3 separate regions of the Homo sapiens genome follow, and regions 2 and 3 are each linked to region 1. A link is an interaction called in ENCODE POLR2A ChIA-PET data of the cell type or tissue named here. Cell type or tissue: MCF 10A. All regions are shown on one strand. Links, peaks and the distances in the headings refer to the core of each region. The heading gives the core; the rest is flanking DNA.

The links. Peaks named below come from ENCODE experiments on the same cell type or tissue, not always from the same donor. Only the 100,000 strongest peaks of a DNase experiment are listed, where the experiment ranks them.
Region 2: POLR2A ChIA-PET joins it to region 1 with 6 read pairs; 3 of 35 experiments call an interaction of 5 or more read pairs at or near these places.
Region 3: POLR2A ChIA-PET joins it to region 1 with 5 read pairs; 2 of 35 experiments call an interaction of 5 or more read pairs at or near these places.

What each region holds. Positions count from the first base shown.
Region 1 is chr5:67,061,411-67,066,546 of GRCh38, forward strand. All of the region lies in intron 5 of MAST4 (microtubule associated serine/threonine kinase family member 4), which reads left to right. Among named protein-coding and RNA genes, the nearest start is that of MAST4-AS1, 60 kb to the left of the region's middle. In MCF 10A, for the core only: no CTCF peak of the experiment used is centred there; a DNase peak (open chromatin) is centred at 2,591.
Region 2 is chr5:67,133,987-67,139,122 of GRCh38, forward strand. It overlaps MAST4 (microtubule associated serine/threonine kinase family member 4), which reads left to right. Exons shown (of 29, transcript NM_001164664.2): 18 at 537-702; 19 at 2,577-2,678. Among named protein-coding and RNA genes, the nearest start is that of CD180, 60 kb to the right of the region's middle. In MCF 10A, for the core only: no CTCF peak of the experiment used is centred there; no DNase peak of the experiment used is centred there.
Region 3 is chr5:67,212,243-67,217,378 of GRCh38, forward strand. No RefSeq gene overlaps it. Among named protein-coding and RNA genes, the nearest start is that of CD180, 18 kb to the left of the region's middle. RefSeq lists an enhancer at 3,658-3,897. In MCF 10A, for the core only: no CTCF peak of the experiment used is centred there; no DNase peak of the experiment used is centred there.

The sequences.
Region 1 (5,136 bases), core at 326-4,325:
TTTTTATTTTATTGGCTTATAAGAAGTGAGAACTGATATTAATCTTTTATAATCTCACCAGTATCCTTTTTCAATTTGCCATTTCCCTTTTTATAACAGTGAGGGTTTTTTTTTTACTAATAGAAGTTATTATTTTTCATTTTGTGCATGTATGTGTGGTCCAAACTGTCAGTCTTTTTTTTATTCTTCTGATTTCTTCCAAGTTTGTTGTTATGTATAGTTGTACAGAGTTTTGCTTTTTTGACAAGACTGGTCTTGCTCTCAGCATCTCCTGCTCTGATCTCATTGCTTCCCCTCCCTCTTTCTGCTTAACAAGTTCAGCACCAGTGACGCATTTCTTTACCTTTTCATACTCTTAGTCTGTCAGTATAGGATGATGGTTTTCCTAAGCAGTGAAGAAGTTCTTGGGCAAAAAAAAAAAAAAAAAATCTGAATTCTTTCTAAACTGTATTGGTGAGCCTACAAAGGAAGGAAGTCTGTAAGCCAAATGGGCATTACAACAGTTTTTTCCACCTCCCCAGACTCCTGGAGTTGACTGATACACACACCTTTCTGCTCAGGTATTTGTGGTACCATCAGATTTTCATGCAGTGCTCAAAGGAGAGGCTATTACTTATGAATTTTAGTTTGCTGGTGAGAACAATTTAGTCATTAGAGATGAATGATCTTTAGGTGCCAGTGAAAGAATTCTCTTTATAAGATGAGGCTGGGCTGGGCGCGGTGGCTCACGCCTGTAATCCAAGCACTTTGGGAGGCTGAGGTGGGCGGATTACGAGGTTGGGAGATCCAGACCATCCTGGCCAACATGGTGAAACCATCTTTACTAAAAATACAAAAATTAGCCGGGCGTGGTGGCACATACCTGTAGTCCCAGCTACTCAGGAAGCTGAGGTAGGAGAATCGCTTGAACCCAGGAGGCGGAGGCTGCAGTGAGCCGAGATCACGCCACTGCACTCCAGCCTGGGCGACAGAGCAAGATGGTCCCCAAAAAAAAAAATGTGAGGCTGGAGACATGGCCCTGAGTGAAATATTGCCTTTGTTGTGTTTATTTTGTGACTTTCATTCAAAAGCCTTCAGCAGATTTTCCATGCTTGAAATATTATTTCCCAAATGTTTGAACCTGCTTTATAGATCTTTAATAAAAATGTTCATTCAGCAAGGCAATGACCTCCTTTAGCTGCATAGACATGATAGTACAAGACAAATAGTTCCCTTGCCTCTTTAAATTTAGGGAATAGGACAAAGGAAAATTAGGTGCTCATGGAGTCATAACAAATTAATTGTTAGCCTTAATAGGAATTAAGTTTCCTGGTGCCCCACATAACCACTGTTTCTTTAAAATAATATTAACTTTCTTTTTTGTTTTTTCAAAGGGATTTCTGACATCATACATTTCCTTTTTAAAAAAAAATATGTCAGTCTCAACAAAATCAACTTGTAAAACCTTATCTTCAGTTTAGGGCACCTTGCTGTCCTCCTTGTAGAGTGTCATTTTATGTTGGTAAAATAGGCAAATCATGTGGCTAAACTTTATCCAGGTGATTCCTTTAGTCAGCCATGGGTAGAGCATCATCTTGGAATCATCTAATTTTATTAAAACCTTTTTCACTGAGCCCCAAGATCAGATTTCTTATAGTGTGTATGTCCAAGCTATATCATTTCACAGTGCATCTGTTCTGTGACTTCATTTCATTAATAAGTTTCTCTGCATTACGGAGAATACCATCTTTATGTTCCATGCTGTACTCACTTTTTTTTTTTTGTCTTTAGCCTTTGTGTAATTGCCAATTGTTACTTAAGTAATGACACATCTTGCCCTTCCTGCTTAAGGAAAAGAATGATAAAATCAGATGGACTGACGTCAGTCAATGTGTTTTCCTAGTCTGGGGTATTGCTTTGTGTCAAGTCAATAATCGGGTGTATATACCAACATCATTAGTCTTTGTTAATTCCTTTATGCAGATCCATCTGCCCTGTGCCCTTCATTTATCATTTTGGCCCTTTAGGAAGTCTGTAATGTTGATGTATAATCTATTCCTAGTAATAATTCAATGACATTGTTCATATTTCCCTAATCTCTGGGTGTAAGAGAATTTAATCTGAATGGCCTTTGATTTAGATTTTTATTCTCTCCTTTATTATAAATTAAAGCTGTTGGAAACTGATGCCTAATTTTAATTTTGAAGCTCACCCATGTTAACAAAAGTGGTAGCAACTTTTTTTTTTTTTGTAAGAACATGGGTCATCCTGGGCAGACACCCATAGGGCAGGTTTTTCATTCTGTTTAATTTTGCTTTTCAATCACAATTTTGCAGCATTTTTGTTGTGTTTGTGTATCCACTGGGGACTTTGTTTAGCTAGGGTTGGTTGCTGAAGTCCCAGCTGGATCTTAATTACATATTTTCCATGTTAGAATTGACAGTCCTTAAAGAAAGATTGGATGTAGGGTGAGACAGAGTTGATCAAAGGTGACTTCCAGCTTGCTGAGAATATGGAAGACTGGACGGGACATTTCTCAAGATGGAAGAAACGAGAAAAATGAATCAGAGGTCATACTTAAGAGTTCACTTTGCTGCATATTGGGCCAACTTGCTCATGAGTCATTCAAGTGATGTAAATAGGCAGTTGTTGTTACATAGGTCTGAAACTCAGAGGTTGCCTCTGTGTTGGCGATGTCAGTTGGAAGCCATTAATTCACTGATGGTATTTAAAATAGTGAGAGGGGAGGAAATCATTGAAAGGAGAGTTGGAGTGAGAAGAAGCCAAAGCCTGGCTCTACAATGCTAACATTTTAAGGTCCTGAGAGGACACATGGCCAGCAGGAGACTGAGAAGCAGAAACCTGAGATGCAGGAGGGAAGGTGGAGAATGCAGTGCCATAGAATCCAAGAGCAGACGGGTGCCCACAATGAGGGAGGCGTCCATCTTAACATCAAGTCAGCCAGCCCTATCAGGTGCGTCACAGATGTCCACTGAAAGAATAAATAATTGTTTATAGATAAATGGCCAAAGACTCATTTGACTCTTAGGACCAAAAATGCAGCATGTGCCCTAATGCAAGTCAAGGATTACTTTCCCCCAAAAGAGGGAGTCTTCCTTAATACTGAAGTACCACAAAGCCCTGTACATCATACATTATCTTAATTACTTTATTTTGAAAGTAGTTTTAGCAAATCTTTCATTTGCCTTGTCCATAATATAATCCATTTCAACCATTGCTAAGCTGAATGGAGGCTGTTGCCTTTCAAACTCTTCCATAATTTAGTTGCCAAGGTGAGACTGATATACAACCTGCCAAGTCCAAAAAGCAGCCAAACAGGGCAGTGCTTCACCTAAAGCAAGGAAATCTAAAACTTTCTATTTTTGACAGAAAATCGACATTGGGAATTCTTGAGGTTAGATTCTTATAAATTTTAGAGAGGAGAAGAACTCTTGAAAAACTAGAGTCTCAAAATAGTCAACTTCTTGAAGTTACTGAGATAGGATAATCTTTTTAGTATCAAATTTTGTCAAAAAAATACAATTGGAAATTAAAATAATTGGTTTATCTACTTTGTCCATTTTTGTATTCGACATTTTCAGATTTAAATCTGGTGCAGCATATAATTACATATTTATTGCTTAAAATGTCTAAATTAATAAATAGTATAAATGACAATGTATTAGTATATATATGCTAAATCCCTAAAAGTTTATGTATTCAAACTGGGAAAAATAATTTTCTCATCTGCTAGTTGAAAATGAGAAATTGCCTTGTGTCTAGGGTTGCTTTTGTTCTAAGATATGATCAGTGACCACCTAGAAAGTAAAAGGTACATTTAAAATTCTTCCTAGTCACCTCTCACTCTTGTGGTTTTGAGAACATGGTAGTCTGTGACAGGACAGTTTCGGTGACCGTCACAGTGATTTCTGTGGCTTTGGCTTTTCTGCTCCTAGCTCACTCGTCAGCAGTTTACTCTCAGGTTTATCTCTGAATTTGAGTTAGAAATCCTCAGCTGTATGTAAATAGAGACTGTCTTCCTCCAGTCATTAGCTGGTGAGAGAGTGTGGATTTGTGTCACAGGCAAACTAACTGTTCCACAGAGACAAAAGGACTTGAGGCAGGGGCTCCGTTAGTGTGAGGATCAGCCAGCTGTCTTCATTAAGTGCCCAGTGCCATAGACAGAAGGCTGAATGCTCAACACAGCCACAGTGGCCTGTACCCATCAGGCAACCAGTAAGGGAAGTTTAAAAGTCTGTATCTTAAAATCAAGTATATATGCTAAAAAGCATTTTCTTTTTTTGGCACATTTAAATATCATGTACAGGAATGATATCTGTATCTTTGAACTTATTCATTCTGGCATAATTGTAGTTTCAGCTTTATGATGCTTTAATGCAGATTTTAAAAACTGACTACAGCAATGTATGAGTACTTCTCTACAAAAGCCGTGTAAACTGCAGGCTTTGAAGTTCTAAGCTTTCATGTTTGGAGTAACAGTGAGTAATTGCAGAGCTTGTCATGAAGTGTTCAGGTGTGCACACACTGTGGCAACCCAGAAGTTTAGAGGGTTCAAGCCTGGGGAGGAGGAGCCCATCAACACTCTGCACTGGAGTTGGTAGCATATTTTGGTTTCCCTAGTCAAGGGAGGAGAGAGGTAGATAAAATTTAGAAGTGTATAAATACAAAAACAGTCATATAGTTTTAGGGGGGAGAGATGAATTTTGCTTGAAAAAAATCTGAACTATTTTAGATGTTTTTAAAAATATGTTTAAAAACTTCTATTTACAAAAGCTGTATATATTCAGTGTAGAAAACTTGGAAAATATAAGAACAAAGAAGAATTGAAAAATCATCTATATTGTCCCCCTTAAAAGAAACATATAGATAAAAGAAAATAGAAATAAATAAATATAAATCATCTATATTCTTATCCATTACTCAGAATTAACTACTTAACATTTGAATGTATGTCTGTGCATTTTATATATCTATTATAATATTTATAACATCCTTACATAAATTTATATAAATATGATTTATATATATACATTTGTATATACATATATAAATGTATGATCATAAATATAATTTTATGTCTATATCATTTTCTTTTAGCATTATGTTTTGACTGTTTTTATATGTCCTTAAATATCT
Region 2 (5,136 bases), core at 641-4,640, 73 kb after region 1:
TACCATCACGGGTGCTAAATCCAAGCCACGGCCCATTTCCCTTTAAGCATGCCTCATTACCATGTCCCCACAATCTGTTCATTGTAAAGTTACTTAAGGTAAACACATCTCAACTGTCATTGCTTTTATGAAATGACCTGTGTGTGAATATATTTTGGTCATATAGATACTAAAACTCTCTCTGACAATGACAAACTTAAAAATGCATTATTATTTTAAATTTAAGGATTATAAGTGGTTTTAATATTGTATAATAGGTAAAACTACCAAACAGGGTCAGATTCTCAATTTGAAAGTAAACATTACATATAATTTAACATTAGAGCAGAACTGTAAACTTCCCGTCTTTGGTAATAATTCTTTTCGTTGGTATTTTAAATATCTTTTTATAATTGGTGCTCTTAAGTTCTTTGTCCATGTGGTTCCATGTGGTTGAGCAGGTGCATTCTGGGCAAAATAATTGGTGACTAGCCATCTTGCTCATTTTAATTCATGTCTAATATTCCAATTATTCTAATATTGCAATTATCTTTTAGGTCTGTGGCACACCTGAATACATTGCACCAGAAGTGATTCTGAGGCAGGGTTATGGAAAGCCGGTGGACTGGTGGGCCATGGGGATTATCCTCTATGAATTTCTGGTTGGATGCGTGCCATTCTTTGGGGATACTCCAGAGGAGCTATTTGGACAAGTCATCAGTGGTAAATATCATCAGGAGTTATCTTTAGGTCACTGTTGGGAAGCAGCTATTTAATGTAAATCTGTTGAGTGTCACAGTTTTTACTACTAAAATGTTAACCTTTATCAAACAGTTGAGCCAACAAAAGAACTCACTCATCAAAGCATATAACTGACATTCTTAATCTCAAGAGAGCAATTTTTGTTGAAAATTGATCTGAAGAAATGTTGTTAACATAGAATTTGGAAATGTACTAGCAACAAAACCATTTTTTATAGTGTGCTTTTTCTGCAAAGGAAATTGGTGTGGGATTTACAGGCAATTTAATTGCCGTCCAGTCTTCCTTTCCATGATAGGAAAGTTACACCAGGGAAGAAAAGGTTAATGTGGGTAACATTTACATAAATAGGGAAAATGGCTAATGGCATAATGAAGAAGTTAACAAAAATGTAATAAACCCTAAAACAAATGTCTACCAAATAATAAATAATGAGAATGGGAAAGAAGCAAGTTGAATCCACAGATTGTTAATGATTTCATTGGTAGTTGTTATGGCGTAATGTTATTTCTGTAACAGCTGTTCATCTTTCATTTAAAATTCAATAACTTTTAGATCTTAACCTGCAAGCTGACCCTAACTATTGTATGTGGCCTGTGGCAAAACTAAATGATAATTAAATAGGGTGTATCACTACCCTACCTGCCGATTTTATAAATTTCCCTGGAACATACATCAGAAAGGCCTCTCATCTTGAAAGTTTGTCAGGCATCACTGACATCTTTATCAGCCACGTACGGTCTATTTGGACTGTGTTTACAAGGTCCAGCAGTGGAAGTAGGGGAAAAATTCATTTTGCATATGAGGGGCCCCTTTATCACGGCATTCTTTTCTATCTTTGATTTTGCAAGCCTTGCATATTTGTAAACTTTAACAAAGCAGATTTGTGAGTTGCCTGCAGTGTATGACCCCTTTATACAATATCTGAGCTGTTTATGGATTTATAACTAGGCTGTTTTCTGATATACTAAGGCCTGAATGGCAAAGGGAATCAACTGTTTAATTAACACAAGCAGCAAATGCTGGCTTTGTTCTTGATGCCTTACGGCTCAGATGCATATTCATGTTTTATTTTCCAAATCAGATTTAAACTGCAGCAGAGGAAGCTAGAGGCAGGCACACACAGAAATAACTCATGTTTTTATTGCATTTCCGTACACACAAGCACGCACACCTATCTTCAGGCAAACTCCTTCAGAATGAGAAAGTATTCTTAATATTTATGACAGATTTTAAATACTTCCATTACTATGATTACTTTGGGTTTTTTTTTCTTCTTCAGTCTTAGCACTTTGACCTGTTTGTTTGTTTGTTTGTTTGTTTGTTTCTGGAAATAGTTATTTTTACAAAATTACTTCTTGCTTCTTAGAGCTGAAGAACTCTATGGCTGTGGCCAAATTCTCAGTTGAGGAAATTAAGAGAGAAAAATCTGAACCTGAGATAATCCCTGGATGGATATATTAGCCACCTGAAATGGAAGTGTTTAGAGTTTCTATTATTTTAAGTCTTTTAATAACTAGAGAGGCAACTTTTTGGAAGCCAATTCTTTGAAAGAAAAATACATTTAAAAAGCAAATTAAAGATCTGCTTATTGAAATATTCTCTTCCTACCTTGTAAAAAATCTATGCTACTTATGTCTTGTAAAATAATGCTTCTCAAACATGACTGTGTTTAGGAATCGACTGAAGATCTTGTTGAAAGGCAGACTCTGATTTAGTAGGTCCGGAGTGGGCCTGAAATTCTGCCTTTCTGACAAATTCCCAGGTGATGTCCATGTTGCTGGGACCTGGACCCTCTTGTGAACAATATGGTTATAAACAACTTTTCTTCCTTCTAGATGAGATCAACTGGCCTGAGAAGGATGAGGCACCCCCACCTGATGCCCAGGATCTGATTACCTTACTCCTCAGGCAGAATCCCCTGGAGAGGCTGGGAACAGGTTAGAGCCCATGTGTTTTAATTTTGCTAATATGCAAGAAATAATGTCTACATGGAGCACTCTGAAGCTTTTGTTGTTGTTTTGCTTTTTGCATAGGCAACATCTGTTAGTTGATGTAGAACATGACTGCAACACATTATAGCAATAATATTTTGGATTTTGTTTTCTGATTCAAAACAGTGTGTACGCTAAGAGGGTTGGTTGTTTGTCTTTGTTTTTTGTTGTTTTTGTGTTTGGCAAAGCAGAAATTATGCTTAATTTGTTTCAATAAATAAAGCTTCTCTGGAAGAAAACCTCAAAGGCACATGTAACTCTTCTATCCCGAAAAGCATGCATCTTAAATAACTTGAAACAGAGGATTCGATATTTGGAACTCTTTTTGTTTTTGTCTTTAAATATACATCCCCATACGGATTTGACCCAGCACGTTACTATACACAAGCTTTGAAATGGGTTATCAGTACTTGGACTAATTACTAGAAATGAGTGTCTGGGGTTGAACCATGCTGTCCTGTCACAGTGATCAGCACCGTGACCCAAGAAAGAGAATTAAAAACCACTGTCTTTCAGGATTAACGAGATAGTAGATTTGTTTCTTGCTGATTATTTTTTCTGACTGTTCTGCCAGTATTTTATTCCCTTTTCTTCTCTGTATTCTGAATAGACAGACTTAGCAATCCCAGTATAGAGTCCCAGTCTGCCCAAGTATGTGAATTTATGTAGATGAGACTAAATATTAAATATAAATGCATATAGTCTAGCCAGCAGCCATAATTTTCATCAGTGAAAAGTGCTGGCTTGATGGGTTGTTTACTCTGGGCTGTTTCATTCTACCCCCATTTTAATAGAAATAACAGAAAATACTGAAGAAATCATTTTCTCCCCCATTTTTTTCCAAGACAAAAATTTGAAACAGTTCCAAATATTTATTGTATAGTATTCTCCACATTCACCCACCGATTCTCCTGTTGGAGGACCTGTTCTTACCTAAGTATAGACGAATGCTGTGCTACTAGAGTTTATGATAATGCATTACAGCAAGGGTCAGCAAGCTATGGCCAGATTTGTCCCACAGCCTGGTATGGTAAATAAAGCGTTACTGAAACACCTCCATGTCCACTCATTTAGGTATTGTATGGCTGCTTTCATGCTACAAGGGCAGAGTTAGGTAGTCATGACAGACCGCATGCCCTGCAAAGACTGAAATGTTTACTGTTTTGCCCTTTACACAAAAGCTTTCCAGACCCTGCATTAGAGAATCCAAGAAGGCTTAATATTAGGGCTTGACTAGACAACTTCTTTTAGTTGAGCCTCTCACTAGAGCACCTTGTGTCTTTTTTACCTTTTTCAGTGGTTGAGTGGACTTTTAACCTGAAAAGCCAATATAAATTGAGGTTGAGAGCATAAACTCCACAGTCAGCTAGGCTGAGTTTAAATCTCGGCTGTATGACCCTGGACAGGTTACTTCTTTTTGCATTGCTCATCTCCTCATTTGTGAAAAGGAGCTTTCCGAAGTGCTACCTCATAGGATTATTATAAGGATAAAAACAAATCATTCTAGGGAAGAGGAGGCATTCTGCTGGATGGCTTTTTAAAACATTTCCTCCAGAGTCATCTGCCTCATTAACAAGTTTTATCTTAGAATTATTTTCTAAGTTCATAAACTGACATGATTTTTTATTCTGTTATGAATGCGTACTGCCCTAGTCCTTCAATAAGCCCATAATATGTGTTTTTTGTTTGGTTTTTGGTTGGTGGGTGGGTGGGGTGGTTTGTTTGTTTGTTTAGAGATGGCATCTCACTCTGTCACCCAGGCTGGAGTGCAGTGGTGCGATCTTGGTCCATTGCAACCTCCGCCTCCCAGGTTCAAGCGATTCTCATGCCTCAGCCTCCCGAGTAGCTGGGGCCACAAGAGCATGCCACCACGCCTGGCTACTTTTTGTATTTTTAGTAGAGATGGGATTTTGCCATGTTGGCCAGGCTGGTCTTGAACTCCTGGCCTCAAGTGATCCACCCACCTCGGCCTCCCAAAGTGCTGGGATTACAGACATGAGCCATTGTGCCTGGCCCCATCATATATGTTTTAATCCCTGTTACCTGAGGTCAGGTGTGGAATTTTCCACTTGTGGTGTCATATCAGTGCTCAAAAAATTTCAGATTTTGGAGCATTTCGGATTTTAAATGTTCAGACTAAGGATGTTCAGCCTGTATTCTGTCCTGTATTTACTCCTCCAGGAAAACTTGGATCCTTGGTTGGGCTTGATTTAACTAGACAAGGATGTGATAATGATCAGCATCTCTGTGTTTATAAATCATAGGCTGCAAGTTACTTCTCTGCACATTTTCTTGTTGATTGCTACTTTCAGTCTTTTTAGGGTTTGACAGTTTGAAGAACAAATCCCCTAACAGAAATCCAGAAGAGACATTTAAAAGACCCTACCCAAGCTCTTAGAATTGT
Region 3 (5,136 bases), core at 641-4,640, 150 kb after region 1:
TTTTCTTCAACTCCAATCTTCAATTGATTGAATGAGGCCAGCCCACTTTGGCGAGGATAATATACTTTACTCAGTCTGTTCATTTAAATGTTAATCTCAACCAGAAACACCTTCACAGTCACATTAAAAATAATGTTTGGTCAAATGTCTGGGCACTCCATGGCCCAGTCAAGTTGACACATAAAATTAATTGTCACACTTGGCTTGTGGTAGCATCACTCCAATCTTGGAGGCCAGCATCTTCAATTCTCTTTCTGCCCTGTCTTTACATAGCCTTCTCCTCTGTGTGTGTGTGTGTGTTTTAATCTCCTTCTGCCTCTTTTTTATAAGGATACAAGCGACTGCATTTAGGTTCCACCTAGATAATCCAAGATCATCTCCCCATCTCAAGATCCTCAATTACATCTACAAAGACTATTTTTTTTTCCAAATAAGAGAATATTTACAGGTCCCAGGGATTAAGACATGAATTTCCTCGGAGGACCATTATTCAGCCTATTACATCAATTCATACAACAGCAATTTTATCCGCCCAATGTCTTAAGCCAGAAATTTGGAACTCACATTTGTCATAAAATTCTCCTCAACACCATTTAATCCAGCCATAACTCCTGTATTTTCTTTTAAAAAGTCTTTTTTTTTTCAAGATCACTAGGTTCTTATAAATAAATCTTAATTCTCCTCAGTAATTTCCCTCTCCTCTGCCACCAACCTAACCCAAAACATAATATCTTTCCCATTCTTTTTTTTCTTTTCTTTTCTTTTTTTTTTTTTTTGAGACAGAGTCTTGCTCTGTCACCCAGGCTGGACTGCGGTGGCCCGATCTTGGCTCACTGCAACCTCCACCTTCTGGGTTCAAGCGATTCTCTGCCTCACCCTCCCGAGTAGCTGGGATTACAGGTGCCCGCCACCACACCCGGCTAATTATTGTATTTTTAGTAGAGACAGAGTTTCACCATCTTGGCCAGGCTGGTCTTGAACTCCTGACCTCGTGATCCACCTGCCTCGGCCTCCCAAAGTGCTGGGATTACAGGCTTGAGCCACTGCACCTGGCCCCCATTCTTATTTTAATCGTTCATTTATGTCCATTGTAATTTTCTCTTTATTTGTGATGATGTTAAGTGTCTGTCTCTAGTCACTAGATTATTGGCATTGTGAAGGCAGGACCATACATGTTTTGTTCATCATTATATTTTAGGTCTCAGCATAGTGCTTAGTACAGAGTAGATGCTCAATAAATATTTAACATATATATTATATATATTAATAGATGGATGGCACCTTTTCCACCATGAGGAAGCTTCCAGTCTGGTAAAGGGACCATTAAATATATATAATTTTTTTTTTTTTTGAGATGTAGTCTTGCTCTGTTGCCCAGGCTGGAGTGCAGAGGCGCTATCTCGGCTCACTGCAAGCTCTGCCTCCCGGGTTCACGCCACTCTCCTGCCTCAGCCTCCTGAGTAGCTGGGACTACAGGCGTCCACCACCATGCCCGGCTAATTTTGTGGTATATTTAGCAGAGACGGGGTTTCACCGTGTTAGCCAGGATGGTCTCGATCTCCTGACATCGTGATCTATCCGCCTCGGCCTCCCAAAGTGCTGGGATTACAGGCTTGAGCCACCGCACCCAGCCTAAATATATTTTTTAAACCCTAAATTACTTTGTTGATTTAAACTGTTCCTATTGAGAACCATCTATATGCCAGACATTGTATTAAGCTCACAGGATCCACTAATTAACACATAATATGAAATTCCTTGTTTTCACAGAGCTCTACCTTTTAGCTTGGGAGAAGACAGATAAAGGCATAATAAATACATAATAAATGCATTTTATGTATGTATATGTGCTTAAATAAAACCTTAGAAAGGGAAAAGTGATGTGAGAAAAATAGAGCAGTTTAGAGAAGAGTTGTATACATTTGCAATTTTTAGATGATGCAGAGCTTTTTGAGAAGTTGAAATTTGAGAAAAGGCCTGAAGGAGCTGAGGAGGTGGGTGAGTCATGAATGCATCTCGGGAAGGAGTTCCCCAGGCTGAGGGAGCTGCACCTGAGGAAACCCAGGAGGCAAAGGTGGTCCTGGTCAGGATGATGAGGAGGTCCGTGTGGCTGGAGCAGGTGAGCTAGGTGGAGAGAGGCCGTAGATGAGGGCAGAGCTGCTGCGGGAGCCAAACGTGTAAGGATCTTTTCGGGCAGTGAGAGGACGTTGGTTTCTCACAGCAGAGAAGGGACATCATCTGACATATTTTAAAAGTATCTCTCCGGCTCCCTTGTGGACTGTAAGGGACCAAGAGTTGAAACAGGCACCCAGGAGGAGTCCTTCCAGCAACTGAGGTGAGAGATGATGGTGGCTCGGACCAGGGTGACAGCAATGGAGGTGCTGAGAAATAATTAGATTTTGGATACATTTTGAAAACAGGGCCAATAGGAATTTCTGACAAATTGGATATGGAGGGGTGGGGGTTTGGGGGAAGAGAGAGAGAGAAGAGAGAGGTCAAGAATATCACCAAGGTTTTTGGCTCATGTAACTGAAAGCTAGCCTAAATTCAGAGTTTTATCTGGAATTCTACCCCAAACATCTTAATTCCCTAAAGTCACTGGAATGGCTCAACAGCGCTGAACTTTCCAGACAGCTGCATGGAGTTGTCATCCATCCTTCTCTGGAGAGTGTCTGATCCCTTCTCTAAACTTATGCCCTGCTCCTCTCCCCTATCTGTGCACAGAGGACTTGGTCCGATTCTACCTCCGGAACAATGCTCAGCCCACAGCCCTCATTCCCTCCGTGATGAACAGTAACTGTGGACTTTTGACCTTCCTCTTGAGCTTGGTCTGAGTCTTGGCATTTACAACCACGGCTCTAGGTAAGGACATGCTTTGGGGTGTCTTTCTGGCCCTTGCCTTTGCGTTTGCGCATAGGGCTCTAGTGGCCCAATTATGTTGTTGCAGTAAAGTTTCTCCTTGCTCTGGTCTGGAGCAGTTGAGGTCATTCATCCCCTGGATCTCTGTTGGCACAGGTGGCTTGGCCGAGTGCCACTTTAGGTAACTGTGACCTGTTTACTCAACTTCTTCCTGGAGTTTTGATATTCTTGTTGTCAGGGCCTTTGAGAAAGTTTATACGATGGGCTCAGTGAAGAAGCCGCAGCTGTTCTGAAATTAGGCTCCTTTCCCCGTGAATGTGCAGCTATGCGGGTGTGTGGATCAGGTGCACAGGGCTTTGAGGAATGTGGCGGAGACTCAGTGGCAAGAACAGTTGTCTGTGATTGCTGGGCCTTGTTTTGACCCAGTCCCTCACCCCACATAAGCCTCTCAGCGAGGAACATGGAAGGGTCAGGCCTCTCACGTTTCCTCCCCTGTGAGATTGGATCGCCACTGTGATGGCATTTCTCCCCATCTTCAGTTGCTGGGCAGACCCTGCGTGTGTGCGCACATGTCCATGAGCCCACAACCCTTGCATATTTGCAACAAAAGTCTCTGGGGAGAATGAATTTAAATGGACTCTTGACTATTTGTTCTGGAGCGGCACGTGTTTACTTAAGTCACCAGCCTCCTTCCTAAATGCAGTCACGAGCTCTCCCAAACTCCACAGACACCCAAACAACCAAATATTCAGAGAGCCCGTGCCCTTGCCCTGCTTCAGCCCCACAGCCCCGCCTGGGTTGCTGGTCTGACCCGGCTGGGCAGGGTGGCTGTGAGCTGCCGGTGTGGCCCCAGGCACCTCAAAGGGTCCTCGGTGTTCAACAACAGGAAGTGCTGGCAGGCTTCCCTCGCTAGGGAACTGAAAGTGGTGACAACAGAGGATGTGTTCTTCAGGCTATCAGATAAAGCCCTCTGCACTGAGAACTGCTTCTGACGAGGAACAGAGACTTCACTGGTCTCTTCCCCATGCCTTGCCCTTGCCCTAACTAACTTCTGAATTTATATCACCTGTGAGTTCTGCTCTAATTCAGGGACTTGGGCGGAGAGGTTTCGGACAGTGGCCAAAAGCAAGAGACTGTCTGCATGACCCTTTAGAAACACCCGTGACCTGGTGCAGAGCTGAGCCAGCTTTGGCCACACTGTTTGGGATGCTGACTCAACGCAGCTCATTATATCTGATTGAATTTATCTTTCATTACTATGCAATCAAATTAAAGGGCAAGAAGGGATTTTTCTCTGTTTTCTGAAAGTGGTTGCAGCAAAACCCACTATGAAGCATTTATTTCTTGTATTGTTTAGACTGGGCAGAATCAGAGGGAGGTAGGTGTGTGACTTCATTTAGGAGAAGGTGAGCACTGATGGCAATATTTTCTTCAAATGCCACACATGAAGTGGGAGAGGTGACAGCCAAGCCTGCAGGGACTCTGTCTCTGAAAATGTGAGTGGAACAAAGCACCTCTGGGCTCTGGATCATTTTCTTGTGTGCTCCTGGGGTCTAGTTGGTTTAAACTCTTGAAGGCTGCAGTGTGTTTTTTGATATACCCCCATGTGAAGGGACATTTATTTAGCATAAACTATGGGCTGGGCACTGTTCTAAGGGCTTTGCATGTATTCACTTAGATTTACAAATTACTGAATATTGTTAAGAACAAAACCTAAGGAGCACAGGAGTGTGCACGGTGTTCTTTTGTTCCTATAAAAACAGCAATCATTCCATTGCAAGTGAGGGAAAAGTGGAAGGGTACCCAAGAAAATGGTAGAGTGATTGTCTTTGAGGAGATGAACTCAGGGACTGTGGTGTGGGGAGGGAGACTTTTCATTGAATACACACACTGCTCTGTTTGAATTATGTTTGACCATGTGGGATGCATCCTTGTTTCAGTATAAAAACACTGCATTTATTTTTAAAGGGAACAAAATGAAAATTTTATAGGCCAAGGCAATGTTGTGGGTCAGATCCTGGGGGCTGAATCCTGGAGTAGGGCAAGTCCAAGGCAATACTGTGTGTAGAATGGTGGGATGGGAGGGGGAACTCTGAGAACTATTTTTCTTCAGACAAAAAGACACAAAAGAGCTTGCTATCCTGGTGACGAAGAAATAGTTCTAATCTCAAACTGGAAGCTAGAAATTTAGGAAGGAGAACTCAAAATAGTAGTAAAGTCCACTTGATATGAACCAGTGTCAAGGTAAAACGAGAAATGTGAGCCCACCCCTGTAAC